Linked DNA regions of Homo sapiens: region 2 is linked to region 1. Evidence: chromatin loops called from intact Hi-C (ENCODE). Cell type or tissue: breast epithelium. All regions are shown on one strand. Links, peaks and the distances in the headings refer to the core of each region. The heading gives the core; the rest is flanking DNA. Region 1 overlaps PARD3B (par-3 family cell polarity regulator beta). Region 2 overlaps PARD3B (par-3 family cell polarity regulator beta).

The links. Peaks named below come from ENCODE experiments on the same cell type or tissue, not always from the same donor. Only the 100,000 strongest peaks of a DNase experiment are listed, where the experiment ranks them.
Region 2: a loop joins it to region 1, with 11 times the contacts of the local background. A loop is called at or near these places in 1 of 110 quality-filtered maps.

Annotation. Positions count from the first base shown.
Region 1 is chr2:205,181,090-205,196,761 of GRCh38, reverse strand. It overlaps PARD3B (par-3 family cell polarity regulator beta), which reads right to left. Exons shown (of 23, transcript NM_001302769.2): 14 at 10,899-10,998; 15 at 3,442-3,557. Among named protein-coding and RNA genes, the nearest start is that of NRP2, 490 kb to the left of the region's middle. In breast epithelium, for the core only: no CTCF peak of the experiment used is centred there; a DNase peak (open chromatin) is centred at 8,061; H3K27ac peaks cover 399 bases.
Region 2 is chr2:205,010,954-205,026,625 of GRCh38, reverse strand. The region is part of intron 3 of PARD3B (par-3 family cell polarity regulator beta); the gene reads right to left. Among named protein-coding and RNA genes, the nearest start is that of PARD3B, 470 kb to the right of the region's middle. In breast epithelium, for the core only: no CTCF peak of the experiment used is centred there; no DNase peak of the experiment used is centred there.

The DNA of each region.
Region 1 (15,672 bases), core at 4,927-12,926:
TCAATGTGACTAAATTTCAAATTAATAGGGAAAGAACGGAGAAGTCAATACATGTTATTAATAATTTGCTTATTTATGTGAGAAAATTCTTCCATCTCATACCCCATGGATAAAAATATATGATAGAGTCCTAAATATTTTTAAAGCCTCTAAAAGTACCAGAGGAAAATGAGATAAACATATAACCCAAATGTCACAAAAGAAGAAATGATGAAAATATTTGAGAATAAGACTGAAACCTTTTTTATGATGAGAAATATCACAATCAAACTAAAAAGACAAATAATGGGTTGCAAAAAAATCACTTGCATCCCATGTAACAATATTTTATAAATGAAAGAGGACAAAATTAACAAATGGTAACGTGGCAAAGGCTATAAATAAACAAATTGCAAAATCTTAAACACAAACGACTCAAAAACCCACCAAAACAACAACAAAAGAACTGCCAATGAAGCCCACATTCCATTAAAAGGGGAAGAGTAAAGTAAGCTGTAAATGAAGATTAATGAATGTAACACTATGCAACTATTATAAAGAAATGATATGTGATGTGGACATGTACATAGATGGGGAAGCAACTAGTGCTTTCTAGGAGCACTCACATTTTAGACTATATTTGTGTCTGATGAATAGGTAAAAGGGATGGGAATAAGGAGGCTTTATTTTTTCTTAATTGGAATTGTCTGTCTTTGAAAATATAAGTGAAAATAAGTAAATGGAAGCCACTCACCTTTAAAATAGCTTGAGCAGATGAACAATGACTCATTAACATGCAAGTTAAAATACTAGTTTGGTCTTAGTAGCAAATATGAAACAAAAACAAGGCTACTGATAGGATCCATCAGCCTTTGAAGATTCCTACAGACTTTATAAAGTGAGAAATAGCCAATATAAATTAATTATGTAACAAATAGAAGGTTTTTTTTTTAAATTTTGAACCATATGAAAATGCTGGTTTTCCAGGTCAAAAATAGACATCATGAATTGTGTATTCATCCTAAATAGGCTACTTATTAAGACGTTTTAAAGAATGTTAAAACGCTTTAAAGAATCAAGATCCTGCTAGGATTATTCCTATAAACATAGTCACCTACTTTTTGAGCAAATAAATTAATCTCTTACATTGGCCTAGTGCTATAAATGGAAAACGAATAGTCTATTCCTCTAATGAAACAGAAAAGACACTTTCAAATGTTTACCATTGCGGTATCACCTAAGTGAATTTCATATTGAGAAGGCTAACACATTTGTTAGGCTCCCTGACTTGACTGTTCTGGGGAGAAGGGATCAAAATGGTACTAGAATGCTGACTCTCAGGGCCTTCTGAAAGACTGTTGGCTTTAGCCTGGTACTTCTTGGAAAGGAGCAAAGTTTGATGATTACTCTAAACTTGTTTTTACAGCATGCTGTTGAGTATTTCCACTGCATGGTGCATTTTAGCCAATGCTTTTAGTTTGGTACTAGGGTCCTGAAGAAAATAGCTCGTAACCTGACCAATTTTGTAAAATGAATAAACCTTACTATTATCGTTGTCATTTATGGCATATGTATAAAAAAATGCAAAGAATGACGGCTAACTACATATATTTTGCTAGGACTATTTCAGTTTAGAAGAGAAAACTCAAAAAACAGTTTTTGGTAATAAAAATGTAAACAAAACGGCTGGATGCGGTGGCTCACGCCTGTAATCCCAGCACTTTGGGAGGCCAAGGTGGGTGGATCACTTGAGGTCAGGAGTTCGAGAACACCCCGGCCAACATGGAGAAACCCCATCTCTACTAAAAATACAAAAAAAAAAAAAAAAAAAATTAGCCTGGCGTGGTGGCAGACACCTGTAATCCAAGCTACTTGCGAGGCTGAGGTAGGAGAATCACTTGAACCCAGGGGGCGGAGGTTGCAGTGAGCCGAGATCGCACTACTGCACTCCATCCTGGGTGACAGAGCGAGACTCCATCTCAAAATAAAAATAATAATAATAATAAAATTAAAATGTAAACAAAAATATTGATTCTGCACATGTCTTTGGTTTTATTTTTTACAGGTTTCATAATATTTTTTCTCTCTTAATTTAAAATGGGTGCTGTTTTTTCTTTTTAGAAACATAATAGTGGCTGCTTTAATTAAATGAGGAAAACAAATATATTTCTCTCCTCAAAAATAAGAGCAGTTTTGATCCATTCATCTTCTTTACAGAGAAATTGGGAAGACAGAACAGGAAATGTTTATCAAGCACTCTATGAAAATGAACTGCTCTTTAAATAATTAGTAATAACCTATGTCACTGTCACAAATTATTCCTTTGGTTTGTCAAAGGTTCACGCTTGAGAAAATACTCTTTCTGACCAGTGCTCAAGACAGCTTCCTTGTTAAGGTTTCTATCTGTCTCTCACTACAGGCGATTACAGCAAATGCATCCCAGTCATTTAGTTAATTTATACAAAATAGAATCAATTTCTCTTGTTTCATCATGACTGAACATTTTTCTGAACTCCTGTAAGTGAGTAACAGAAAAGCACTATTTATCAGATCGTTTGGTGGAGCACGCACTTTTGATTATTCTATTTTCTCGTTGTTACTAAAGAAATATATAATATGCCTTGAGAAAAAACAATTGCAAAGCTTGGCCTCCAAGCATTCATGAGGCAATGGATATTTTGCTGAGAATTTATTGTATCCATACTTTTCTCTAATGGTGTTCTCTCTAAGAGCCCATGGGAGGGCAGTGATGCTCTAGGGTATCTGAGATGTCCCAAGGCTTTCAGAACACAGTTAACAGGGGCCCTTGCTCTGCCCTGGCACCCAACAGTCACCACGAAGTTCCCCATGGTGCTCAGAACCTCAGTGAGGTTGTTCAGGCATGGACACAGGGTACCTTGACACCCTCAGTGTGGCACGCCCAAGAGACCCTTTTCCCCTCCAGTGTCACAGGATTTGGGGATGGGCATTTAAAAAGCTGAATCTTCTGCACTGATGCCATCTCTATCCATCACACATGGAGAAGAATAGAAGGAAGTGAAGCACTAAGGCAAAGGATGCTTTGAACCACATGATTTTCCCAGGCTCTGCAACAGGTATGCCCGCACAGAGTGGAAATGCCCTGGCAGAAGCGAGGGTGCAAATGCAAAGGCAGATGGATGAGATAAAGATGCCTCTGGAATTCAGATCCTCCAGAAGGAATCATTTTTGTCATCTATGATGGGAGGATAGTTTATAGATCACTTTGTAAAAATAAATCACTTCTCTTTGTTTCACAAAGTGGGTAATTACAATTAAATGTGCGAAGAGATAGGAAGGTGGGATGGCCATTATCCCTTCCTCCAGGCTTCTGCAGACCTTGTTCCCTGAGGTTTGAGTTGAAGAAACAAAACCAGGACATTTGGGAAGATAAATGGGCTGAGGCTGGAGAGCTGACCTGGATGTCACCTCACCCTTGCTTACCAAGGTCCATGCTCTTCGAGGCTTTCAAATTAATTGATTCAGGCTGCCTGGCCGGTGTCACAGATCTGAAGTTGATGTGCTGATCTGGAAAATATACTGCTGAATCCACCCCAGAGCTGTGGAAGGAAGCCATATGTTGTATTTAGGTTTAGAATAAAATCTTTTAAAAAATGAGGAAGCAGTTCTCATTTTGAACACAGCCACTCATCACTCTGCGCAGCTCCCAACCACATATTTTCAACTAATTCTTAAATCTCAGGTTTCTTTTATGAGATGTAGCAACTCTGTTTTCATGTATTTTATCACACTGTACAATTTAAATAAAATATTCTCTGGGCAATATCGTGTTTTACTCTTCACTGATTTCTGCTAATTGGGATCCTGCTGTACACTATATAACTTTAAGTGGGTAAAGAGGGCCTGGAAAACACTAGCACTTCAAAAGATGTCACTGGATATTAGCAGAGCCCAAAAGCAGGTTAAGGGATTTCTGTGGACTAAGCTATGCCTATTTTAAAACACAAGTGAAAGGGTTGTATCCTTTAGAGAAAACCATCCTGTTGAATGACTGATGCCTGTAGGAGTTTGGTTTTCTACTTTATTTAGGTCTTTTTCCTAAAACTAATGTTAACACTAAGCAGACAGTCTGCTCACCAAAAGTGCCAAAAGGAAATAATAGGAAGAGCACAGTTGACAATTAAGACACAAGATACATCAAATGCCCATTATAGTTTTCTTAGTACTTGTAGGCAATCTCAAATAACTTTCCTTCTGCTGAATATTTTATTTATTTTGCTTGAGGATAGAGGGTATTACATAAGAGAATTACAGACAATGACTTAGTTCTTGTTTTAGAAATAAATTTATATAATTTTAATAAACTAAATTATAGCCATTTTCTTACCTTGGCACTCTCATCTGTTTGGAAAGTAAATATGGTGGCTCATCTCATTATAATTGCTATTCTAATCCCAAATATAGTGAAAATCCAAATCATGTATCCTTACAAAATCTAAAGTATTGATGTTGGGTTTTTCAAACAGTTGGAGTTTGATACTATAAACAACAAAACAATAGCAAAAATAACTGTTTTGAAAGAAAATCCTTCTAAAATGTACAAGAGAATCTCGACCTGAAATACCAAAATAAGTTTAATCTTTTCTTGAAACTCATCATCCCTCCATATTCAATACTGCTTTCAAGCAATATTAAAATTAGTATGCAGCAATAATAGTATTGCCAAATGAATAAATGAACCTCCCTTTTTATAATGCCGTGGGTAAATTAAGGAAGTACCTGTTTAGCCAGGTGTGGTGGCATGCACCTGTAGTCCCAGTTACTTGGGAGTCTGAGGCTGGAGGATCACTTGAGTCTAGGAGTTTGAGGCTGCAGTGAGCTAAGATTGCACCTCTTCCCTCCAGCTTGGGTGACAAAGGTAGACCTCATCTCCTCCACCCTCCCCCAGAAAGGAAGTACCCATCAACCAGCACAGCACTGTGGTGTGTCTGGCCCACTCTAAATCCTGGCTCCGGTACTTACTAGCAGTGTCAACTAAGAGACTTACTGGACCTCTCTGGGCTTCAATTTCCTTATGTATAAAATGAGTAAAATTACACTCTCTACCTCACAAGGTTGTTGAGAGAATAGAATGAGTGAAGATTTGTAAAGTAAGGACATTAGGGTCTGGTACAGAGTATGTGCTATAGAAACAGATAAATTAGGTAAGTTAACAAATAAGCAGATCAGTAAAATGTCCTACTTTTGCTTCCCAAAACACTATAAATTTCTGAGTTTTTCCCATTACCTGTGCTTTTTACAGTTTCTTTGACATCTCTGTTTTTGTCAGACTCTCAGCAAGTCTGTGACTAGGAGCCCTTTTCTCTTTCTATTTAGAAGGGTGATGTGGTTTGATGGTTAGGAGAGTGGCCCCTGTAGGAAAATGTCAGGGTGAGTGGCCTCAGTTTCCTCATCCATAAAATGGATAAGAATAGAATTTATGACTCTTTAAAATTTTTGTAAGATACGTAAGTTACGTTATATATTGAGAAAAGTACCTAGCACACAGTAAGAGCTTGATCAACCTGAGCTATTAAGAATCCTTTTCTTTATTTCTGTAGGTTAGTATGGTCTTCGAATGAGGGCCTAAGGCATTTGCCAATGAAGAGATTTCACATGTTTTCATAAAAATTTCTCAAGAAGTTTAAATCCTCTCTTTAGGGTTATGTAGCCTTTTTTTTTTTTTTTTCTATTTCTTTCCTGGTGTCTGGGTACATTCTCAATACACGAAGCCATTGATATATAAAGTGTATTAGATATGGTATCTAGTAATGACAAAATATGCCAATTGTGAACAAAAATCCTGGACCCACTTAGTGTTATTGACACTAGCCTGGCCTAATAGCAATACTTTCATTTTTTCAGCCCATTTTATAGAAGAATTCTGAGACACTACTGCAAACATGAGCTTTCCCCTGAGTCTTGGTGTTTGGAAGCACTTGCCTTTAAATGTGTTATTCGACCTTTATTTGCACTTAAGTTTTCCATCCTTTGATCTGTTGTGATGATGTGGGTTTAGTGTCAGAAAGACTCATGGCCTTCATAGAATCAAAAAGTTTAAGAGCCAGAAGGGATTAAAGGTCACCTCATCTCTCAGATAAGACCCTGAGGCTCAAAGAGGAGAGTTGGCATTGCCAGGTCACACAGCTGGCCAGGGGCAAAGCTGGGACCAGAGCCAGAAGATCTGGCTGAAATGGTGGCCAGCCTGGGACACAGGTTGTTGCTGATCCCGAATCCGCAAAAATCAAGCCTTTCACTTTTAGTGAAGACTTGCTCACCTTTTACTATGTGGCTTACATTTTAGGTTTGCTTTTTGTTTCAATAGAATGGTGCACATCATGCAATAATAGAAAACTAAATCCTTAATCAAAGCAGTGAAAGCCTCCAGGGAGGAGGTGTAGGACCCTCATTAAAACATAGATCAGATTGCATTTAAAGTGCTCTGCTCAAGGCAGACTGAGAATCTACCCAACTGAACAATGTGTTGGTGAACCTGACTCATTGTCTTAGTTTATCCTCTTAAGCCAGGTGTTAATTCACAAATTAGGAATAAGAGCTCAAATTTTCCCAGACTCTTAGGTAGCAATGATCCCAATCCCCGTTTAAAAAGTAAGGTGGCAATGACACTCGATGCAGTAACATCAAGCTAGGATCTGTCTAATAAAGTGAACTTTTATACAAATGTTGGCATATAATCAAGAAGGATCAAAGAAATAAAAGGCTGCACTGTACATATGAATGTAACAAATGCTCTTATGTACACATCTGATTATGTCCTTTAAATTGATCATAATGAGATATCTACATATCTATCTATATACATACACATATATGTTACCATCATTTTGATTGTGACCAAGTGTACACTTTGAAAACGTTTCATAAAAGGGCCCCCCCTTTGCTGCGGTACAAAATGGAAATAAGGCAAATAAGGCTGATATCAGATTGATGGATATTAAGGAGGCAAGTGAGTGTAATATAAGTCATAGGATTAGAGCCAATGTGGGCATATAGAGCACCAGAATAATGAGTGAGTGCCGTATTGAGTTAGTTCATGTGAAAATATTTTAGACATGTAAGTTAGACTAGTAAAACGGTTTGTAACTTTACGCTACATATCTCGAGTGTTTGCATTAAGAGGGTGACACAATGATTAACTATGAAATACAACATTTTAATTTTGAAGGGAGTTAGCATGTGCTCATGGCTGAGTGGGCTGCAGTGAAGGCTGTTGGAAGCTGGAAGTTGACAGCAGGCCAAAGACATGTCTTAGATAAAGGCCGTGTTTTCAGCATGAACGACCAGAGAATCTACCAAATAGAAACGATACTCAACGTCAAATTATGCTGCCTAATGAATAAGTAAGGGTAGCATGAAACATATGCCAGTGTTTGACTATGGTGACAAACCAGGAATGTAAAAGATGTATAAGAGCCAACAATGAATGTTCAAGAACTGTCTGAGGTGAAAAGGTGGGGGATGAAGATTTTGAGAGGCAAGACAAAAACCATGATGTCTGAAGTCTCAGGTGTCCACAGATGGACTTCAACAATTGGCTTCTATGAGTGAGAGTAGTTTCAGGTATGTGCATGAAGAAACAGACAGAGAGAGAGAGAGAAAGAGAATATGAACATGTGGGGAATAGCCCAATGTTGTCTAAACTGTTAATAATATTCGATATATTCTGTCTGCTGCTGATTTAGCTTCAACTCTGCCTGAGATCTCACAGTAAGTTTATTTCCTTTATATTTATTTATTACTTAGACCCACATATTATAAACTTTTCTGTAATAATCATTGCATAATAGTAAAAATAGGTTGAGCAATTTCCTGATTTCATTTTGTACAGGCATTAAGTTTGATCAAATTTGTTTTTCTTTCCTCACGCCATAGCAGTTTTCTCTTTTACAAGATTAGCCTCATCCCTCCAACACCCTTTTTTCCTTTGAGAGGGCTTTTCCTTTTTTTTTTTTTTTTTTTTGAAAGGCAGAAGGCAGGAGAGCCTTTCTTGCTCAATCCTCCTGGCTCCCTTCCAGTCCTTCCTCCATCCCAAGTTTCACACATCCAACCCCTGCTGCTGCTGGTCACCTAGGCAACGCAGCAGCTTGCAGGATGGTGCAGGTCACACGATCCTAGGAGGGGAGAGTTTCAAGGCTTAAGACTTGTTCCTTCCATTTTTAAAATATCTCTGCCCTTTCTTCTCCACCCATGCTTCTGATCCCTCCATCCAGGCCCTGCTCTTCTCTTGCTAGTCCCAAGTCGGAGCAGCCTCCTTGTCTATGGCGGCTTCTGCCATTCCCTCCACCCTCCATCACTGAAACTGCTCTGCCTGATACTGTCATCTCCAGGCTCAAAGCGCTTCAATGCTTCTCCACTGCTCTCCGGAGAAGCATGGCACCCATGGAGCAGGACAGACAATGCCCTTCCCATTGATTCTTCCCTGAGATACCACAAGCTTTAGCCACACTGAACACACTCTGCATTCTTTCCCATCCCTGGTTTCCTTAACCTAAATTGCCCTTCCCGCCACTTCTCTGTCTAGAGAGCTTTCTTCCGTTTTCCAAGAAACTGCTTAAACACTGCTCTCCTGTGAAAACTTACTTGACAACTCCAGGCAAAGTTAGTGGCTTCTTCCTCTAGGCTCCCATTGCATTTTGTATCTAATGCTTAGCTGGCTGCATCCTAATTATCTGCGTGTCTGTCTCTAAGAGGACGCTGCATTTCTTGCAGGCAGGGATGCTTTCCAATCCATTTGAGTTCTTTCTACAGTGTCTGGCTCAGAGCTCCAGAAATACTTTTGAATGGATGAGTAAGTGAATAAATGACTTAATAACCAAATACTGCAGAGTGGAAAAGAAGAATGAAGTCTAAGACAACGTCATACTTTTGACTGAAAGGAGATTACCGTTGATGATTAAGAGAGCAGTTCTAATAAAGAAGTGAGAACAGAGGCCTAAAACACACGGGACTAGGAAGGAAGACGTGAAAAGAAGATGGAAGTTACTAGTTCATACCATGTAATGAAGATTTACAGCAGCGAGGAGCAATATAAACTTTTTTCTCTCCCCAATTCACAAAGGAATGGCTTTGCAGAAAAGGGAAGGAAAGAAATCCGTGGAGACTTTGAAGCCAAAAAGACAGTTGCTAAATCCCAGGTGATCTCTGAACCACCTCTCTCCCTTGAAGGTTTCTCATCTGAGTGCTTCTCTCTAGCCTCCCCTGCACAGATGCTCAGTACCTCTGACTGCAGTTGCCCTAAAAGGTATCCAAAGAGTCCTGGCTTCCAGGGGATATCAAACCTCTTCCATTCACCCAATCCATGTTATACACACACAAAAAACCCAGGTTTCATTCTGTGTATTACCTGCGAAAACCCTGCAATAAGATTGACTATCTACCAAATGAAGTCTGCATACCTTATTCTTGCACTCTGGGCTTTATCATCTGGCTGATCAGCTCCACCTTGTACAATTCAATTTACTCTCCCGTCTCTATGCTGTTTCTTCTGCTGCTCTTCCCTCCCGAAATGCCCTTTCTTCCTGGGCTCATCTCATGTCCACCTGCTATTCATGAGTTAGGGTTCAGCTCAAATGACACTTTTACCATAGTATTTTCCCTGATTCCTTTATCTGGAGGCATTCTCCTCTGCCTCAGATGCTCAGAGCATTTTATCTATACCTTCTGGTAAATATCACTTGGAACCCTTGTGTTCCAGTCGTCCCATGAGCCTACCTGTCAGCCTACCAGCTTCCTGAAGACAGGGTTTATATCTGATTCAGCTTTGCACCATCCCAAACATTTTGCACATATATACAGGATAAACAGTAAGGTAGAACAAATGAAATTATGTTTTAAATGGCTTTTTTTATGCCACCAAATTGTCATTTTCAATTCAGAATCGAGGCAGGCAATGGAAATGAATGGACAAAATTAAATAGGTCCACATTTTCTTTTATGAAACCCCTAGAGACATTGATCTAGAATATTATTATGATTATCAATCTAGTTCACGAAACTGTAGTTAGCAAGATAACTGACTTCAAAAGTATAAGAATCAGAGATAGCTAAATATAGGTGAGCTTCCACCTAATACAGTTAGCTATACTCTAAGGCATGCTGCTTTATTTTTAGCAGACTGTATTAAAAAACATAATAGGAATGACACTAGCATTGCTGCAAGAAAAATGAAGAAATTTCACAGGATTATCATGGGACACAGAATGGAATAAAATACACAGTTTCTAACAGCCATAGTAAATATAGAAAATAGCAAAGGGACAATTTAATGATTTTTAAAACTCATCAGAAGAACAAAATCTATGAATTCCCCTTGTCAAATAGTATGTATGCTTAGTAAATCTCTCTCATTCTTGTGTGATTCTAAAAATTATTGATTTTTTTAGTTTCTATTACAGAATGGATATAATATTGGGTACCCTCTTCAATATTTTAGATTATATATGGTGTTGCTTTAATTTTTAGATTCCATTAACTTTCTTGGAACATCTATTTTTAAAATACCTCTAGGGTTTGCCAATTACTAATAAAAACCCATAAGCTTCCTATTTTCTCAGTTTTGTTTTATACCTTCCCATGTCACTTTTCTTTGAGCTCCATGGCTCTAGTTTTTAAATTTGTAAATGAAAGTTCAACCATTTTCTTAAATATTTTAATAATTTAAGGTGAATCTTAACAAATACCAGGAAGCAAAATATGCCCAATCTAAGCTATTAGCTATGAGAAACTTTCACTGAAGCTTTCGCTGGAAAGGAATTATAGATACTATAAGATTTCCATTCCAGAAAGAAATAGAGTTAAAATAAGTTTGCTGAATAAGGTTGCTGTGTTCTCCCAGAAAAACAATAACAAGGAGCATTTACGATACATCATTTTATCAATACCTGTGGCTGTAATCTTCGAGGCCCAATCCCAGAGCAGAATGTGGTGTTGGAGAAGGTGGAACTTCACTCTCGGCCCATCCGTCATTGGGCAGCAATAGACCTATAAACAAAGAACAAATGAAGCTGTATAAAGTGGAAGCAGAACCATTCGATGCCTGGTTTGGTTTCAGTATCTCTCTCAGACGCAGTTTTAGCCAACACATAAACCAGCCCTGAAATAAATAAGTTCTCATACAGAACTGAAGGATCCTTATGAGAATGAATACTGCTTGTATGAGGAAATCTAAGCCTGCTAATATGTTTTTACACTGGTGACCTGCAGGCAACCCCTAGCAAACCCACTCCACAGATCTTGACTACCTTTTCCCACCAACAAAAGGCTGACACATACTCATTACCTGTGATTTGTGGAAGATTAACAAAGTCATCTGTTTTATGCCTTAATATTTTTGTAAACAAGTCTCTATAGTGAATACTCTGGATTATATGGTGATTAAAGCATTTGCTTCAGTAGCAAAAACTTCTTTTAAAAAATCACGATATAGTATATCTGTCCACCATTTAGACATAGTGGAGATAAACACACACACACACACACACAAACACACAAACGTGCGCTCTTTTTTTCTATCTGTGCCATAATGGAGACATCTGAGTTTAAGGCCTTATAAGGAAAAGACAGGGGTCTAAATCCTGGTTTTCCCATCTACTAAAAATGTATACTTTTCCAGTTTGTTCTGTACTATAAGAATAGACATGTATCTCTAATATCACCACAACTAACAAGTAAGGTTGTTGAGATCTTATTATACAGCAGACATTATATTAAGCCTTGTATATTATTTCATTGAATGCTCATAATTACTAACCATATTCCCTAGTGTATGAAAAGCATTATATAACATCGTGGTAAAGTGCATGGTTTTTGGAGCAAGACTGCCATGTTTCCAACCCTACTGCTGTGTGAACTTGGCAAATTACTCAACTTCTCCAAGCCTCAGTTTTTAAAGCCATCAAGTGGCAACAAGAATACCTTTACTGGAGGAATATGAGAATTAAATTTTATTTATATATATATATATGTGTGTGTGTGTGTATATATTTATTATTATTATTATTTTTGAGATGGAGTCTCGCTCTGCCACCCAGGCTGGAGTGCAGTGGCACGATCTTGGCTCACTGCAAGCTCTGCCTCCTGGGTTCACGCCATTCTCCTGCCTCAGCCTCCCGAATAGCTGGAACTACAGGCGCTCGCCACCACGCCTGGCTAATTTTTTGTATTTTTAGTAGAGATGGGGTTTCACCGTGTTAGCCAGGATGGTCTTGATCTCCTGACCTCATGATCCACTCATCTCCGCCTCCCAAAGTGCTGGGATTACAGGCGTGAGCCACCGCGCCGGGCCAAACTAAATTATATTTAAGCAGTGATTTGTAAATGCATACTGTTAAGTAAACAGAGGATTATTATTCCATAGATTGTAAGTTCTACTTGTATCTATTACAGTGACATATTTGATAAGATATGTACCTGATTTGTCCCTGAATGACAGAATAAGGGACAAATATCTCTACCCTTGAGAACTGCTGTTGGTGATAAAACCTGCTTTGGCTTGTCCACGTGCTGGATATGATGGTTAATTTTATATGTCAATCTCACTGGGCCACAGGGTACCTAGATATTATTCTGGGAGTTTCTGTGAGGGTGTTTTTAAACAAGATTCACATTTAAATAAGTAGACTGTCCCCTCTAATGGGGTGGGCCTTGTCTAATCACGTGAAGGCATGAATAGAACAAAAAAGATTGCCTCTCTCCTGAATAAGAGAGAATTCCCCGACTGAGTGACTTTGACATGGGACATTGGCTTTTTTCTATCTTCAGACCCAAACGGAAACATCAGTTCTTCCTGAGTCTCAAGCCCGTTTGTCTTCAGACTGAAACCACGCCACCAGCTTTTCTGGTTCTCCGGCCTTCAGACTCAATCTGCACCATCAACTCTTCTGCAACCCCAGCTTGCTGACTCATCCTGCAGATCCTGGGATGTGCCTGTCTCCATGGCCATGTGAGCCAATTCCTTATCATAAATCTGTTCACACACACACACACACACACACACACACACACACACACACACAACTTGGTTCTGTTTCTCTGCAGAACCCTGAGAAATACACAAGGCAAGGACTTGCTCCAAGCTCTGCCCCAGGCACTAGACTGATGTGGAGGTAGTTGTAGCACAGCTGACATGCCCCTGGGGATGAAGCTTGAAGCAGACCTGCTAAGTAGGTGACCAGGGGGAAAGAAGCACAAAGGCAGCGCCTGCACTGTGCCCCTGCACCACCTCCAACCCTAGGGGCCCATTGATTTGTTAGTGGTGGCAGCAGTCAGGCATTCAAGACTTGCTAAGAGAAACAGAACAGAAGGACTGTAATGTAAATTGGGGACAATGGACATCCTGGGACAACTTCCTTTCTGTTGGCTCTCATCTTCTATCCTCAACCTCTCAGTCCATCTTCCACAGTGATGGTGAACGTATTTGTGATCATGTAACTTGTTGCTCAAAATCACTTCAGCTGCACACATTGCCTACGGAATAAAGGTCTATGATCCTGGCAAACAACTTTATCTCCCATTACCCGTTAGCTTACCATTCCCTGCCAACACCCCTGGGTGTTCCTGCCTCAGTATCTTTGCTTATGTAACTGCAAAACCTACTCTACCTGTCAAAATCCTACCCTTCTCCCAAGGTCCACCCAAATATCACTTTTACTATGAAGCCTTCGCTGTTGCCAAGGATCTGTCACTTTTATAACAGTGGCCAAGAAGACCAGTGCCCACTCTATCCGTGCTCTTCCTCTCTTCCTGGGCATACGGCTGGACACCATTGCTAGGGCCTCTTTGTCCCTAGACTAGTTCTTGCAAATGGAATGTGGGCTGCTATGATAAATGTCATTCCCAGTCTCAGTGGTTATGAGAGGGTGCAGCTTCCTCACTCTCTCTTCCTTTCCCCATCTACATCACCTGAAAGCCAGGTGACGAGGTGCCCAGCCACCAGTGGAAGGAGCCTAGGTCCTGTAATCACTGCATGGAGCACAGCTGCCAAACCTCATTGTGCAGTGACAGGACCAGGAAATAGACTTTCACTGTCTTTATCTATCCAGTGACACTTTAGGTTTATCTATTACTTAATATTATGTAAAGTAATTCTTGGATAGCATTTATCAAATGCCACTTTTGCAATGAACTATGTATGTATTTATTGTTCTATCAAGCTATTATCTATTTATCTATGTCTATTTCTTTTACTAGACTGTAGATAACTTTCTCCTCGTGTTCCTCTTTCTCGTTTTTCCATGTCTTCTACAGTCTCTTCTCTAGCTAGTTTTATTACAATCATTAAATTTAATTTTTATTACACTCATGTGAACCATTTATCGTTCTTTATGTGTTTATGTGTTTTTCAGTGTTTTTTTTTAAAGTGGTGATCGGTGTAGAGGTAAGTACCTTGTTTGTTGAGGTAAGTATCTTATTTGTTGACTCTCTATCCTTGTTACTTTTTTTTTTTTCTTTTTTTGAGACAGAGTCTCACTCTGTCACCCAGGCTGGAGTGCAGTGGTGCGATCTTGGCTCACTGCAAACTCCGCCTCCCGGGTTCAAGCCATTCTCCTGCCTCAGCCTCCCGCGTAGCTGGGACTACAGGCACCTGCCACCAAGCCCAGCTAATTTTTTGTATTTTAAGTAGAGAAGGGATTTCACTGTGTTAGCCAGGATGATCTTGATCTCCTGACCTCGTGATCTGCCTGCCTTGGCCTCCCAAAGTGCTGGGATTACAGGCGTAAGCCACCACACCCGGCCCCTTGTTACATTTTTTAAACAACATATTCAGATGCTGTAAGGAATTTTTATTTTCTTCTGGGCCCAGACACCTTTGTTAAGCCCTTGTTTCAGTGTAAAAGTCTGGAACTCTTATCTCCTATAATAATATTTCTGGATTTCATTGAGTGTACGAGGTACAGTCTTCTTGATGGTCATTTCGTATATATCTATGCCTGTAAATGTTGACACAGCACTCCCTGTAGTCATTACTTCATTGATGGCCAAATGGCTCTTCTTTTTAATTATCATCTTTTGTTGTTATTTGTGTTGTGGGATCTATCCTACCAAGGCCACATCAGAAAAGAATGAGTAAAAGAGATTGTAACTTTAGACAACAGGTCAGCAAGCTATGGCCCTGGTCCAAAACCAGCTTGCCACCTGCCTTTGCAAATAAAGTTTTACTGAATAGCCATGCCTATTTGTTTATGTATTGTCCATGAGTGCTTCTGCTCTACGATGGCAGAATTGAGTGATGACAGAGACCTACAGTCCAAAACCTGAAATATTTACTATCTTGCACTTTAAGGACAAAGTTTTTTGACTCCTGCTTCAGACTATTCTTAAGGACAATAATACTACTGCATTCACCACTCCTGATAGTGTATTCTGCACAATGGAGGTATCCAATAAACATTAGCCAAATTGAAACGTATAATTCAATCTTGGATAGTCATTCCAGACGTAGTGCTTTACATGCTATAGAGGGGTAGATACATGCTGGTCCCCAGAAAGATACACATTAGAAATAATTCTACTATGATGTGTCTCAGAGGACCCCAGGGAATACGGATCCAGAGAGACAGGTCACAGAACCACCACATTTGATTTGAGATGGAGATGAAAGGCCTAACCCAGTGGGTGATGCTGGGCAGATTTGGGGGCAGTGGGTGCCTAAGACAG
Region 2 (15,672 bases), core at 5,119-13,118, 170 kb after region 1:
GGGGATCTCATGTACAGCATTAAATATAGTTAATAATACTGTGTTGTTTACCTGAAATTTGATGACAGAAGATTTTTAAGTGCCCTCACCATATAGACACATGCACAAATGGTAACTAAGGATGATGATGAATGTGTTGATTTGATTGTGGTAATAAGTACACAATGCATGCACAGATCAAATCATCACCCTGTACATGTATAATTTATACAATTTTTATTTGTAAATTAAATATTTTAAAATAAAATAGAAAAAAGACTGTCTATATCAGGCTTGACTCTGTCTCATCTGGCTCTTCTCTGCCCACCCACTACACTGCAGCCACCCTGGCCTCCTTGGCTCTCTATCTTTCCAAATTCACCCAGACTGCCCTAGTGCCTTTGTACTAGCTGGTCCCTCTGCGTAGAATGTTCTCCCACCTTTCCCTCTACTCTCAGAATAGCCCTGTCATAGTTACTTGCTCTCTATTCCTTTATCCTGTTTCATTTTCTTCATTGCATTGTTACCATCAGAGAGACTCTTGTGCATTTGTTTACATGTATAACTTCTAAGAGCCAGAAGGGAAGTTTCATGAGAACAGAGATCCTATCTATCTTTTCCCAGTTGTATGCTCAGACCCTAGCGTACCGCGGGCTGTATAAATGTTTGTTAAGTTCAAAAAGGAACAGAGGTAGTTGTGACAGGCGTAGGTTAAGCAAGCATGCAGAAATGCAAGTGGGTCTCAACCAGGACACACAGAATTAATGGACAAATCAGAAATACAGGTTGCTGACTCAACTTATTAGGTCAGGTACAAGGCATCTGTGTGTTGAGGGGTCAGAGCATCGTGTTCGGTGGTTGGGGCAAAACATGGAATAGGAGTCAGCCTTGGATGTCAGAACCGGGCTGGTATTAAACCCAGAGAGACGTGTGGTTATTTATGTATCTGCTCAGCAGGAACCCAGACCACCGATACAGCTCCACGTATACAGAAAAACAGATAACATGACATCTCCTTGCTGATTCTCAAGTGAGAGCATAGTTAAACCAAGATAGAGAATCTGGAATTCAGACTGCCCAAGAGAACACTGTGGCACAAATTCTGTCAACAATCCCAGAGTAACACTTCAGAAAGAAAACAACACAAAATTCATTTGTCTAATTGGGACTCACTGTGAGAGACAATTCCTCCAAGATAATAAAACTTAGCCATGATGTTAGTGGTGAGCCATTCAGCACAACCAAAGGGCACTGTGCATGTGTCACACGGTCAGATCTGTAGGAGAAAGGCTGACACTTTTGGCAATGACAGCAGTCCAAACGAAAAACACAGCCACAGCAAGCCCATCTAACGGTTGCTGTGAATCACCCTGATTATGAGTCACAAGCATGCAATCACTGGCATACAGAAACTCCTGACTAATAGCCGTGAGCAGTTTGCCTTTGCTATCTAAGTGCCGCAGACTGAACACACTCTTGCCCGACCTAAAATCGGCATTAATACCTGAATCACAGCCTGGGGAAGCTCAATATTCCACTGCTGGAAAGAAGATAAACAGCAACAATACAAAGATGCAGCCCTTTTTAGTGCCGCTAGTTAAACTGAATGCATTTAATCTTTCTTCTGCATCTAAAATGTCGGTCATCTTCTCTTGGTGGCATGAATGATATGTAAACACTCCTGCAAAAAGCCAGTTTCTTGAAGGCTTTTCCACATACCAAACGGCAAACAGAATAAAAACCATGGTTACACTGAGTATTATAGAACACAAATCATTACAGTGCCAGAGGGCATGCTGTTTATGGTTCCACAACCAGAGAAAACCACATGATCATTAGTTATAGTGCTTACCTATAGGCTTGAAATATACAACTTATTTCTTTTGTTTAAGATATGCATAATCTGCTCTGGAAACAAATGATGTGCTTCATTAATTATTATGGTATGAAGGTATTATAGATCTATGAGGAAATTACCCACATCAATTGGCTTCTTCTAACCTTGGTCTAGCATGACAAGGAATTAAATAATAGTGTCCTACCAAAAAAAGTTGATCAACATATCTGGACAAATGTCCACATAACCACTACCTACATCACTACAACTAGTAAATCCTATCATTTGGGAATAAAAAATTTAAATAGGTATGAGGCACAATCTGGAGGAAGAATAAACTCTTGCAGAAAATAACAGTGAGGCCTGTAATCCCAGCACTTTGGGAGGCTGGGGCATGTGGATCACCTGAGGTGTGGAGTTCGAGACCAGCTTGCCCAACATGGCAAAACCCCATCTCTACTAAAAATACAAAAATTAGCCGGGTGTGGTGGGGGTGCACCTGTAATCCCAACTACTTGGGAGGCTGAGGCAGGAGAATCACTTGTACCCAGGAGGCAGAGGTTGCAGAGAGCCAAGAACGCGCCACTGCACTCCAGCCTGGGCGACAGAAGTGAGGCTCCATCTCAAAAAAAAAAAAAAAAAAAAAAGAAAGAAAGAAAATGATGGTGAGGCATACATGATCATAGCTAATGCATATCAAGAGCTCACCCTGCACTGGGCATTATTCTTAGTGTATTACATGTTTGTTTATATTCACAGAAATCCTAAAGCTTAGGGATGACTATTACCACCATAGCAGCAGTGAAGAAAAGGGAGACCAAGAGTTAAGGGATTTTCTCCTCACCACACACCTAGTATATGGTAGAAACAGGATTCAAACTCAAACAATTTCTTTCAAAAATCTGCACTCCTATCCCCCAAACAGCAAATCAAGTAGATGCTACCAGAGTCAAGATCTGGAGCTGCCGAAGTAAATACACATCTGTTTTTTTAAGGAAAGGCAGTGTAGTCTTAACTCAGCACCTGAATGATTGAGTTCATCCATGCATCCTTTAAAAGAGAAAAGCCTAAAACTCTTAATTATATATAATTCAAGTTGCAGAAGAAATATGACTGCATAGAATCCCCTTTCAGCAAATATTTCCTGGCTGCAGTATTGAATTGGGAGTCCAGCTACAGCCGGAGCTCTGTAATTAGGGTCCTTGGGAACTGCGAACAAGGTCAGACTCATGGTATTCCCAGTTTAAAAAAACAGGGGGATTTGGCGGGGGGTGGGGGGGTACTGCTGCTAAAAATAAAAATAAATACATACATTTAAAAAAGTAGCTTCTTTACCAAAAAAAAAAAAAAAAAAAAAGGTGTGGGCATGAAGAAAGATGCAAACCCAGAGACCAGAGTTACCAGAGGCAACTCCTCAGCCTTCTCTTTCTTCAATTTCCTTTGCTGGAAGGCCAAAGGTGGGGACCTGTCTAAGCAGCATTGCTGCCACGTACAATTATTATTTTAATCGACATTGTGCTGTGTTAATGAGTGCCAACCATGTGCCAGATGGTGTTGAAAACAAAGCCTTCTCTGCAATCCTGCCCAGTGGGATCACCACCTCTCCTCTCTGTGAAAGCGATCACAAATGTGGTAATGAGCTAACTCCGATGCAACCGAACTTCTAATCCCCCCGACACTCTCTGATTGGGCACTGCACCAAGATTTGGCATAGAAAAGGCACCTGGAGTGCTGTCGGATGATCTCTTCAGGGATAATGGACCAGGGAACTGAGCCTGTAATGATTTCATATCAGTTTGTTCAAGTTCAGTTGCTATTAATTGGGTTCAAGTTCAGCTCCAGTTCACACAATCTAAATAAATAGCTGTTGAAACCAGCTTAGTGCCTGGCACAGTATGTATCTTTGTAACTAACAAGAGGCAAGCAAAAGAGAAAGATGTAGAAGGATGCCTTGCATGCCTGTTTTCTGGTGTATACTGTCAGCCTAGTCGACCTGTGGAGTAAGGGGGGAAAACCCAGTGTCCCAGTTTTTTACAATTATCCATGGTTATATTACTTAATGAATGATCGTATTATGAAGAGTTGAGCCCCAAAACAGGTTACATAGTGAAACTTTCACCTAATTCTTGAGATCAGCTGCAGGCAAAACACTGGCTTGAAGTTAGCATGGTCTGGAATCCGGATTTTCTCTTCATCTTCCATCTACCTTGGCAATTCTAAGATGTTAATTCTATTGTAATCTAACTAAAATCTGAAAAAGAAACGTTTTAGACAAATTATTTGCTAAACAGAGAAAAAGAACAATATTGAAGGGGAAAAACTCTATTTAAAAACAGGGCTTTGCATATTTTATGAGAAAAATCAATCCAAAATCTATTTTGTTCTAGCCCATTAAGATTCACTCTAAGTTGGTTTCGCTAGAATGAAATTTAAAATACATTTCTAAAGATCATTTGTAAGAAAATTTGAATGGAAGCATTTCCAATTCAGTGTTGGCCGGCAAATTCCAATTTCTGTTACAATCCAGTCATAGATACTATGTTTAAATTGGAATGATTAGAGAAGATACTGGCATAGTATTCATAATAGAATTACATAGGGAAGCCAGTATGTTTTAGGTAATGTTAGATAAGACATGCATTACATGTCTACTTTTTGTGACACAATAATATAACATTTAAAATATAACTAACTGAATCATTAGATTTTTATCATCTATTTGTATTGTTAAATCTAAGCAATGAAGTAAGCAAATAATTACTAAAAAGAGCAAATTATGAAAGTAAGAGTAATAAAAAACTGAATTTGTTTGAAAAAGGTAGCTTTTGATATTTTGGAGTTTTTGCATTGGATTTTTTGGAGTATTTGGATTTTCTTTTCCATTTTCTCCTAATAAAAGTAAAAGGTGTTTGACCACATATGAAGATTTTAGTACCCTTACAATGGAGGGGGTAAAGTGTAGGAATAAAACCAGTGCTACAGAATCCAAGGGACCTGAGTTCCCTGTGTTTCTGCCATTGACTTGATATATTACTAGACCCAATTCCTTAACCTCCTTAAGTCTTGGTTTCCTCATATTTAAAATGGAAGTTTATTTTAAATTTCTATCCAAAGAAAGACACAGGGTCATTGAAAAGATTAACTATATATATATATATAGAGAGAGAGAGAGAGAGAGAAAGAGAGAGGGAGAGAGAGAGAGAGAGAGAGAGAGAAGAGAAGAGAGAGAGAAGAGAGCATATAGTTGCTCAATAAATGCTATTACCTCCTGCTTGTGAAACTGCAATATACTCTGGTTCCACTTTGCAACCAGTCCTTCCAAAGTTACCACTTCCAGAGGCTGTGTGAGCAGCCGTTGGGAAGTCAATCCTAAAATGTGAGCCACCATAACCTGTGGTCCCAATGCATGCCCAGAATCAGGAAAATCTACAATACATAATTTCCTTACCATGTACAATAAACTTTATCATTCCAAAACAATGTCTAAATTATTATTATTTTACATTCTAGCTACTTATAATCTGTTTCCTAATCCTCAAGGGAGTTTTAAAATTGAGACTCATACAGTGTGGATGTATTTCTACCAAACTATATAAAATAGTGCTTTTCAGGACATCCTTTCCAGTTGCAGACCTCTACACAGGTTCATGAAATCATTCCAATTTGCTTTATTTGCTGTATTAGAAATTTCTGGTTTGGAGGTAGTACATAGGAACTGGTGCTTTCTCTGCCCACCATCTCCCATCACCTTTCTCTGAACTCTGCCATCTTTTCAGCTGACATGCTCAGAGGCAAGGTCTCTTAGGGAGTCCCTTCCTGGTCAAATTTCCAGTTCAACTGTTCTTGGGTCTCTGAAGGGAAGGCCTCTAGCGGGATCTCACTCAGGCTGAAGACTCCCATCTGTTGACTATTAGCCTGCTCGTATTAACCTTTGCCTTGTTTGCTTGACTTTGCCTGTCTCTGATTTCACATTGAGAGCTTAAGGACAGAAGTGCAGTATAGTGGTCCAAAAGGCTAGCCTTGAGGACAACTCAACAGGATCCCCAATGTGAAGTGAGGGAGATGCCAGCTTGGGTCAATATTAGCCATCTGACTTCGACAACACACAGAGGTTTCAAAGATAATTTTCCTACATATAACAAGGTCCTGTAGGTAACAAGCACAGATTGAACAAAATGTTATAATTTTCAATGTAATCTTACCTGAATGTAAACTTAAAATATCAACTCTTCCCCTTGCTTTGTATTAATGAATTTATAAGAGGGGTATTTTTTCCCAAAGCCAGTGAGAACCTGCCTGTGTTTATGAAATTCCAAGCAGAGTTTAGATGGAACAGAAGAATAACCCTCTTATTTAACTCAACAAAGATGCACTAAGCACCTAGTATGCTTCTAGTTTTATGTGCAATATCAAATTGTATAAACCTATTCCTTCCCCTCAATGAACCCACTGGGATACTTGAAACCACATATAAAATAATGTGAATGATACAAGATAATTGTATCACTAAGTACCAAGCTGTGTGATGCAAACCTCTTTAAATGCCACACAAGGGATAAAAAGGATGTTAACATCGTCCAAGAGGTCAGAGAGGTTGCTCCAAGCAGGTAGGCCTGATGTCCCCAAGTCTTAAGGATGAGATTTGGATGAATAAAGAAGTCATCCTAAGTGAAGGGAACTATAAAATCAGTGACATGGTGACAGAAAAGACCGTGGACTGTAGGGTTGGGATATAGGTGGGGAGTAAGAGTGAATATCCCCAATCCACTCAGATTAGAAAGCGGCAACAGCTTTGTGCTGGAAAAACTGGGTGTGTGAGAGGTAGCTACACACAAACACACCCCTGCCTTTCTTCTGGGGACTATAACTTTATTGCCATTAAGCTTGTGTCATGGCTATAATCTGGACAAATGAGCTCTCTGGAGATTTCCTCTGCCATGCCCTATTCTCTCAGACAGTTCTCTAACCAACTTTGACTTATATGTTTCCATCCCTAATATCTTTTTCTCCTTTCTGTAACTTTGAAACAAAGTTTCCGCCTTTGTTGTGCTGAAACTTTTCTTTCAAAAACCATCCATTCTACCTTCAGAGAAATGAAAATCAAAACTACAGTGAATACCACTTTACACCCACTAGGATGGCTATAAGAAAAAAGACATCATAACAAGTGTTGGTGAGGATGTGGAGAAACTGGGACCATACACTGCTGGTGGGAATGTAAAGTGGTGCCACAGGTTTGGGTAACAGCCTGGTGGTTCCTCAAATAATTAACCACAGAGGTATCATGTGGCCCCAGCCATTCCACTCCTAGGTATATATTTGGAAGAAATCAAAACATGTGTACATGCAAAAACTGGTACAAAATGTTCACAGCATCACTATTCATAATAGCTAAAGAGTGCTCACAACAAGTGTCCATCAACTTATAAATGAACAAATAAAATTTGGCATATCCATAAAATGAAATATTATTTGGCAGTAAAAAGAAAATAAAGTACTGATACTTGCTACAGCATGGATGAACCTTGAAAACATGCTAGGCGGGAAAAGGCAGTCACAACACACCACATACAGTATTACATGATTTCATTTACATGAAATGTTCATATTAGGCAAATCTATCAAGACAGAAAGTAGATTAGTGGTGGCCTAAGGTTGGGCTGGACAGTAGGGAAATTGGGGAGTATTGCTAAGAAGTACAGGGTTTCTTTCTGGCATCGTTCAAATGTTCTAAAATTGATGATGATGGCTGCAAAACTATGTACATATGCTAAAAACCAATTAATTGTATACCTTAAGTAGGTGAACAATATGTTATGAATTATACATCAATAAGCTGTTAAGTCAAAAAGAACCACCCAATCTGATAAATTTAAGTATAAATCAACTTTATTACATGAGTTAAAAAATCTTAGCTGCTTAGAGCTAGAAGTAGATGTTGCAGATGAGGGCTGGTGATGGCAATGTCTTTAACAGCAAAACTCATTGGGCCAAGCAAATATTTCATGAAACAACTATAGGTGAAAGAAACAAAAAGCATATTTTATTAATCAGCGTGCTTTTTTTTTTTTTTTTTTTTTTTTTTTTGCTTATACTGCTAAATCAAATTTGTAACCTTTTGTCCAAACTTATAAGGTGTAATTGTAACCTTGGGTCAAGAAAAACGAGGCTCTCCTGATGAGGCAAATTTTGGTACATAATGCATTTAAGTGCATGAGTTATTTTCATCACACTTTAAAAAAGCATTTGAAATCAAATGTTTCTGGAATCCTTGGAAAAGCATCTGATTTCACAAGAGATCAACTGAAAACACTTCATCAAGTCCAATGCTCTTATTTGCAGATCAGAAAACTGAGGTTCAGAAGGGTTGCTATAGTCATAGGGCTACTAAGTGGTAGAATGTTGGTCTCCTAACTTCTTTCCTTCTTCCCAGATTTCATGATCACATTTCATGTTCTGGATATTACATGAAAACAATTATGCTAAAGGTAAATAAGTAGATACAATAAAATTATACAGATATATCATATCTGTTTATTACACCAGGGTGTGAATGCCTTAAAGGCATTAAAGTGAGTACTCACTTTTAGACTTCCTTCCTTCTTTCCAGATTTAATGATCTGAGTATTACATGGAAAGATTACGCTAAAGGTAAATATGTAGACATATTATACAGCTATATCACACCTGTGTCTCACACCAGAGAGTGAATGCCTTAAAGGCATTAAAGTGAGAACTCACTTTTATACTCACAGTGTTTAGCACAGTGCCTGGCAACAGCATATGTTTACATTTAAGGAATGAATACCTGAGGAATGAACTTTATCTTCCAGTGTTATTTAAAAACACAGATTTTCAAACTAGAGTTCTAGTTCCTTATCTGTAACCACCTAAACATCACCTCTGCTTATACTAATTGTGTTGTAAATTAACTTATCTTTTCCCTCTTGTCAGCTCCCCCTTGACCTCACTGTTCTGTCAATGGTCCTATCTTTCTGCCAGTCACCCAGTGACAAGGCCAGGATTTGGAGAGCACCTACATAGGATGATTCAGGAAGAGGATAGGACCATTTCATTCAGGCTATCAAAAAATTAAGCAGAAATTAAGTAATTAAGCAAGTCATTGACATGGGTGAAGGTGAGGGAAGGACTAGATGAGCATGAGAACCCTGGCTGTGACCAGTGAGCAAAGCCAGACAATGCTGGGATGTTATACAAAAGAGAGCCATCCAGGCTGGGCAGATGTTCTCAGAAGTAGAAAACAATGAGTGCATAGGAGGCTTTGATACGATGACCTCAGAATTTGAGGTCAGGGAATGGTTACTCTGTAAACAGTAAAGAAATAACTATAATAGATGAGTTTTGCCATCTGCCATCATGTCCTCGACCAGAAAAGGAATGGGGGGGCAACTGAGGCTCAGCAAAATAACCAGGTGGATCTTCAGAAGCAAGAGCTGGAATGTAATTAAAATAAATTTTTGCTCACTGAATTATATATTTTTCTGAGGACATGATATTTATGGCAACAGTAACTACTATGTTCACATTTGTTAGTTAGGGTATAATGTTCTGTGTTATGGCACTGGTCCAACTCCCCTAAGCATTTGTGACCTTACATTACATATCTACAGGCCAGACACTCCTTCACATGCTTTGTTGATATGGCTGCCCCTCTATTACCCAAACTGTCTCATTCCCTTTATGTTTTTCGTCAAACCATAATGCATAGTAGACTATCTGCATCATTTCTCACTATTTCCTACTATTTTCAAAGACCTTTCTCAAATCTAGACACTTCCATGGATTATTCCAGTATCTCTGTAGCCCCCACCCTTAAACTCTTGCTTCTCTGGACTCTTTTGGTGCTTAGAGGAACTATCTGGAAGTTAACCATATACAAGTTTTATTTAACTTTTTTATCCATCCATCTTCCCATCTAGACTGTTTTAACATTTTAAGAGCAGAATGTGTGGCCATTCAAGACAGTAGGCTAAGAATTGAGAATCAGGAGTTCAGTTGAGTAGGAAGGAATTTCTAAATGCCTAAAAGAACAGTGGTCCAAGTTCAAAGAGGCCAGTCAAAGTAAACACAGAAGTCAGACAGGCACTACTGGACCTGAGCAATGCCTTGCAAACCATCATCTCTGGAAACCTATATTTTCAGAAGAAGCCTTAGGACCGGAGGTTCCTGGGATCCTCGTTTCCATGGGAATCAGAGTACCCCTACTTTCATTTGCTTTATGTGTTGAGGTTCTGCTTAACGTTTCCTTGGAAAGAAATGATCCTATGGGTAAAGTCATATCTAAAAATCAGTGGACTAAAAAGCCATGAATGTGTCCAAAGAGTTCCTGAGTGTCTCCTCTGGGCAGGTTCCTCATGAAGGGAATGAGAGTTGGGTAAGTGAAAGACACGTGAAGGTACGTGAAGAAGGCCAGGGTGGCTGGAGCACGAAGAACAAAGGGAAAAAGAGCACAAAATGAGCCAACAGAGGTAGGCGGGGTCAAAAAAGATAGGTTTTGCAGGTGCAGAAGGGTTTACATTTCATTCTATGTGCTAGAGGAGGCCATTACAGTTCCCAGCAGGTAAGTCCCACAATCTGACTTAGAGAATACTTTAAATCCTACATTTATATTTTATATTTGCCTTTTATATTTTAAAATATAAATTTAAGCTGCTTTGTGGAAAACAGATTGCAGAGAGACGAAAGAAGAGATTATTGTCATAGTGCTAGACAGAGATGATAGTGGTTTGGCCTAGGCAGACAAAGAGACAGTTTTGAGATTTATTTTGGAGAGACAAAACCAATTTTTCCCATTTTGCATTTCCAGGCAAATCAACTTCAGTGTAACTGTTGGGAGTGGTGGCCTCAGGTGGAGTGCAGAAACGGTCTAGGTAGGCAGGCAAGGCTGCAGGTTTCAGACATCAGCAAGCAAGCTTACATAATAAGGCTCACGATCAGGAAAATAAACCCATTCTTTCATTCATTCACTCATAACTCATTGAACAGCTGTGTGCCAGGCAAGGTGCTGAGGCCTGGGCATGCAAAGTCAAATAGGGCCAATTGTTCAAAACTAAGTAAGAAAGAAACCCCACTGCACAAGATGACTGACAGAAGAGATTCTCAGTATCTAGAGTAAGAAAGTATGGATACGGAGGACAAAGCAGATGTCAACCACCTTTATTACATCCTCCAATTTACTCATTCATTGATTCATTCATTTCATTAGTTCACTCACTCAATTCCCCAACTATCATCCAATACCTGTTTGTTGTGAAGCTCAAGACTGGGTTATACCTATATGAATAACACATCATCCCTATCTTCTAGGAACTCGGTCTGCATCTTGCCAAGGAGAAATACATGTAAACATGTCAGTATGGTTGACCCTTGAACAACACAGGTTCGAGCTGCGCAGGTTCACTTATACATGGATTTTCTTTCACCTCTGCCACCCCTGAGAGAGCAAGACCAACCCCTTCTCTTCCTCCATCTACTCAACAGGCAGATGATGAGGATGAAGACCTTTATATTGATCTACTTCCATTTAATGAATAGTAAATATATTTTGTCTTCCTTATGATTTCCTTGATAATTTTTTCTTTCCTCTAGCTTACTTTATTGTAAGAATACATAAAAATACATATTGTATACATAATACATATAACATACAAAATAGGTGTTAATCAACTGTTTATGTTATTGGTAAGGCTTCTGGTCAACAATAGGTATTAGTAGTTAAGTTTTTTGGGGAGTTGCAAGTTATACTCAGATTTTCAACTGTATGTGGGCCCTGTAACCCTAACTCTCACATTGTTCGACAGTCAACTGCATAATGTGAGGTGCTAAAATAAGAAATATACATAATTAACTATTCATGAGACATGGAGAAGTTGATCTTTGCAGCCTACAGTACAGGCCTATGACAGTTACATTCCTTCTGCCTTAAATGTCCTCAGCTTAAATTTCACTTCTTTACAGAAACCTTCTCTGACTCTAATTAAACTGGGTTTCCTGAATACTCTTGCCTTTGTGGCACTTCTCAAAGTTTGCAGTTACATGTGTGTTCAATTCTACCTCTCCTAGACTAGACTACAAGCTGCACCAGAGCTGTATCTGGCCTGTTCTGTGCTATACTCTCTAGCACAGTGCTCAACACAGAAGAGATGCTCAATAAATACTTGTTGAATAAGTTATTTTCTTAATCCAAGATAATCTCAATCATAGGCACATTTTATTAGAACATGCCAAATAACCCTACAGGAAGACCAATTGGCCAAAGCCCAGAAATAAATGTTAATGAATAACATTACTCAGGTACCTTCTCCTCGGCACACACACTGGGGCATCCCAGTTGTGAATTAGATATCACCCCTTGGCTGCAGTTCTCCTTTCCTGCTCTGTACCTGGGAACTATAGATAAGAAAGAAGTTCTACCCTGTGGATGCCAATAACTGTACATGTGACAGTCAGACCTCAGGATCACAAATGCAGAATGACAGAAATGTACTTGCCCCTGCAGAGAGGTTAAAGCAGCCACGGTCCAAGGCCAGCTGTCAGGAAATTTCTGGTTTTCACTGACTTACTTGAAAAGGACATAAGAAGTTAGGTTGATACTAGTGACAGCATGCAAATAAAGCTATTCTTATTTTTATTGAATACATGGTTCTACTCTTACTTTCATTGAATTTAAGTACCAGCATGCCAATATGAATAGATGAAGACTTTTCTCAGACTTTCCTAAATTCCAGGAGTAAAGCTGGTTAGCAAGGCAATTCTGGTAGCAGAGCTGGCAGGTGGGCTGTCGGCAATGTGAACTTATAGACACAGACAAGGATTGAAGGTAAAAATACAGATGAAATGCCTTCTCTGTCTGCAGATTTCACAGTAGGGTGACACCTTGGTTCTCAAATGGTCTAAATTGTTCCATTGCTTACTTCCATTGGCTGTGGAATTGCCACTGAGATAGTAGAGATCACATCTTTTCCCACATCCCAACAGGAACTCTGCCCTTTGACCCTGTGAACCCGCCACAGTTGCTCATTTAAAATGGTTTTCAACCTCCAGCGCTGACCACAGACCTGCAGATGCTGCTTCACAGCAGGCAGTGAGCCCTCAAGAAGCAGTCGATACTGATTTTTTGCTTTTGTTTCTGTTCCTATGTATTTCTGAGTCTTACAGAAAGATTAAATTTGTGAAGTGGGCATGTTATTAGTATCCAATGACAGAGGCCAAGGACACTGCTGAGCACCCTACAACGCCCAACGTACAGGAAAGCCCCTCCACAACAAAGGTGCAGCCAGCCTAAAGCATCAATAGTGTAGAGGTTGGGAACCCCGACAGACACTACACCACTGGATACAAGAGAAGATAATGTATTCTCTGCTTCTGAAAATTATACCACTTCTCAGGAGATAATGACATTTATATACAAGTCTGAAGGGGAAAAAAAACAATTTTAAACATCTAAAAATAATGATTTTGAATAATTAAACTACAGTTATCAATTATAAATACTAGAAGAAGACAGACGAACAAAAGAGCACCGTAGAAAGCAAATTAGAATTGGCATTTGAATTAGAGCAAATAAAAACAGCCCAGGGGCCATGGCTCTGTGCCTGCGTGGGGAAGTCTCAGACGGGAAACTGTCACCGGACCAAGTAAAAGTTCCTTTGGTTCTAAACTCATGTTGAAATCAAGAAGGGAGAGGAAAGATTCTAGCTTGCATGGGTAGGGACAGCGTGTGAGCAAGTCAAAGTCAGAATCTAGGAAACGCTACGTAGATTTTAAGTCTATCAGCAAAAACATGAAAACTTTAAACATATCTTATTCTTCTGCTTATGCTAGATAAGTTAAAGGTTACTCGTTTTAGAAATGCTGTATTTTGGAAGTGCTTTCATTTGGGAGTTCAGGACAGTTTCTCATGTGTCTGAGATCTCGCAGTATAATAAATTACCCACAGAAGGACTTTAGTGGTTTCACCTTGAGGTATTGTAATAAATACTTCCAACTTGTTTATAGCTTTCTTTCCATGATTCCAACAATGTAAGAAACAGGCAGGTTTAAACACTGAAAACTGAAGATAAATACAGAAATAGTTAAGTTATATGTGCAGTTAAAACACTATCTCTTTAATGCGGTTGTATGCGTTAAGCTATCAAGTGTTTGCTGTGAGTGGTACTTTTAAGCAACAGTCCAAGAGAAATCTAAAATCCTCAGAATTCTAAGCTCATTCCCTAGACAGTATACTACTGACCATTTTCACCTACTCTTCTTTTCTTATAAATCTACATTCTAAAGCAGCCAGAAATCAAAAGAGTCATGGAAAGCATAATCCATTCTATTCTCATCTCAAAAGCTTTGGGCAGGATAAGCTGATTAGTCTGCTAACATTTTGAATTTTTCCTCTAAAAGTAAATTTTGTAGGAAATACTATCTATCAGGATATGTATTGGAAATTATACAAGCAGAAAAATGGAAATATATACTTAATGGCAGGCTAAATACAGAAATTCAACCATCCTAAAACTACCACAAAGACAGTGAAATAGTAAAATAGGTAAAACTCACAAATACGAAGAAAACCAGGAGAAAATGAGTGGAGATGAGTGATGTTAACAAAATGTTGGAAGATGGGAAGTGAAAACATAAGGACCAGGATCAGTGGTAATTCTCTCTCCAGAAGAGAGACAGCTGAGACCTGACATCCTACAGAGGTAGGGAGGCCAACCAAGTTGCAGGGACCCAGGAAAGCTCAGGAATTGGGGAAAGCAGCTGCTTTAAAAGGTCAGGGTGGGGCTGATGGCAAGAGGATGGGTAGAAAGCCTGTAAAATGCCCAACGAGGCCTTGGCCCATTTCCATTCCTCAGTCTGTGCTCCAGAGACTGCCCATTCTCTTCTCTCCTCCTTGTACAAATCAGAGTTGCATTTTCTGGGTAGGCTGACCAATTCTGATCTAAATGATGCCAGGCATAACTGCAGAGGCTGAGTGTGATGCATGGTTGTAAAAAAAAAAAACCCAGAAAACTAAGGAAGAGTCAAATACTGAATGGTGAGACCCCTTCTTTATTTCCAAGCTAGGTTCCCTAAACACTGTCACCCAGGCTTAAATCTTCAGGTAAGGCACATGGAGAGGAGTCTTTCTCTGCGGAAAATAATTGAGAAAAGAAGTCCATGGCAGCCTGTCTCCAAGACGGCCACCTAGCAAGCCCCACTGCCTGGATTTACACTATGTAGTTCCTTCCTACAGTGCACCAAGGTTGGTCTGTGCGATGAATAAAATATGACAGAAAGAAGTACTGGTATGTCCATTCTGAGATTAGGTTATAAAACTGCACTTCTGTCTTTAGAGCATGCCCCTCTTAATTTCTCTCTCGAGTCACTTGTTCTGAGGGGATGCAGCTGCCATGTCCCAAGCAGCCCTAGGGACATACTGACAACCTGAGGAAATTAGGACTGCCAGCACCCACACATGTGAGCTGAGGAGTGAGCCCTCTGACCCATCCTTGAGATGACAGCTTGGCTACAGACTCTTGGGAAACCCCGAGCCAGAATCACCAAGCTAAGCCATGCCTGCATTCCTGACAGTAATCATCTGTATGAGGTAATAAATGTTTGTCATTTTAAGCTGCTAAGTTATATATAATCTGCAGATAATCAATACACGGCCAGTGGATAACAACATCTACCAGCCAAGAGTGAATAGGCAGGATCTCTATCCAATTAGCCTAATGGTGCTACCAGCTTAGGGGATACCTTCCACCACTAAACCCCATACACCAGAGAGCCGCAATCAGCTTTTTAAGGGGATCCTTCTTAAATATAAACATACAGCTGAGGATAACAGATAAATGAGGAAA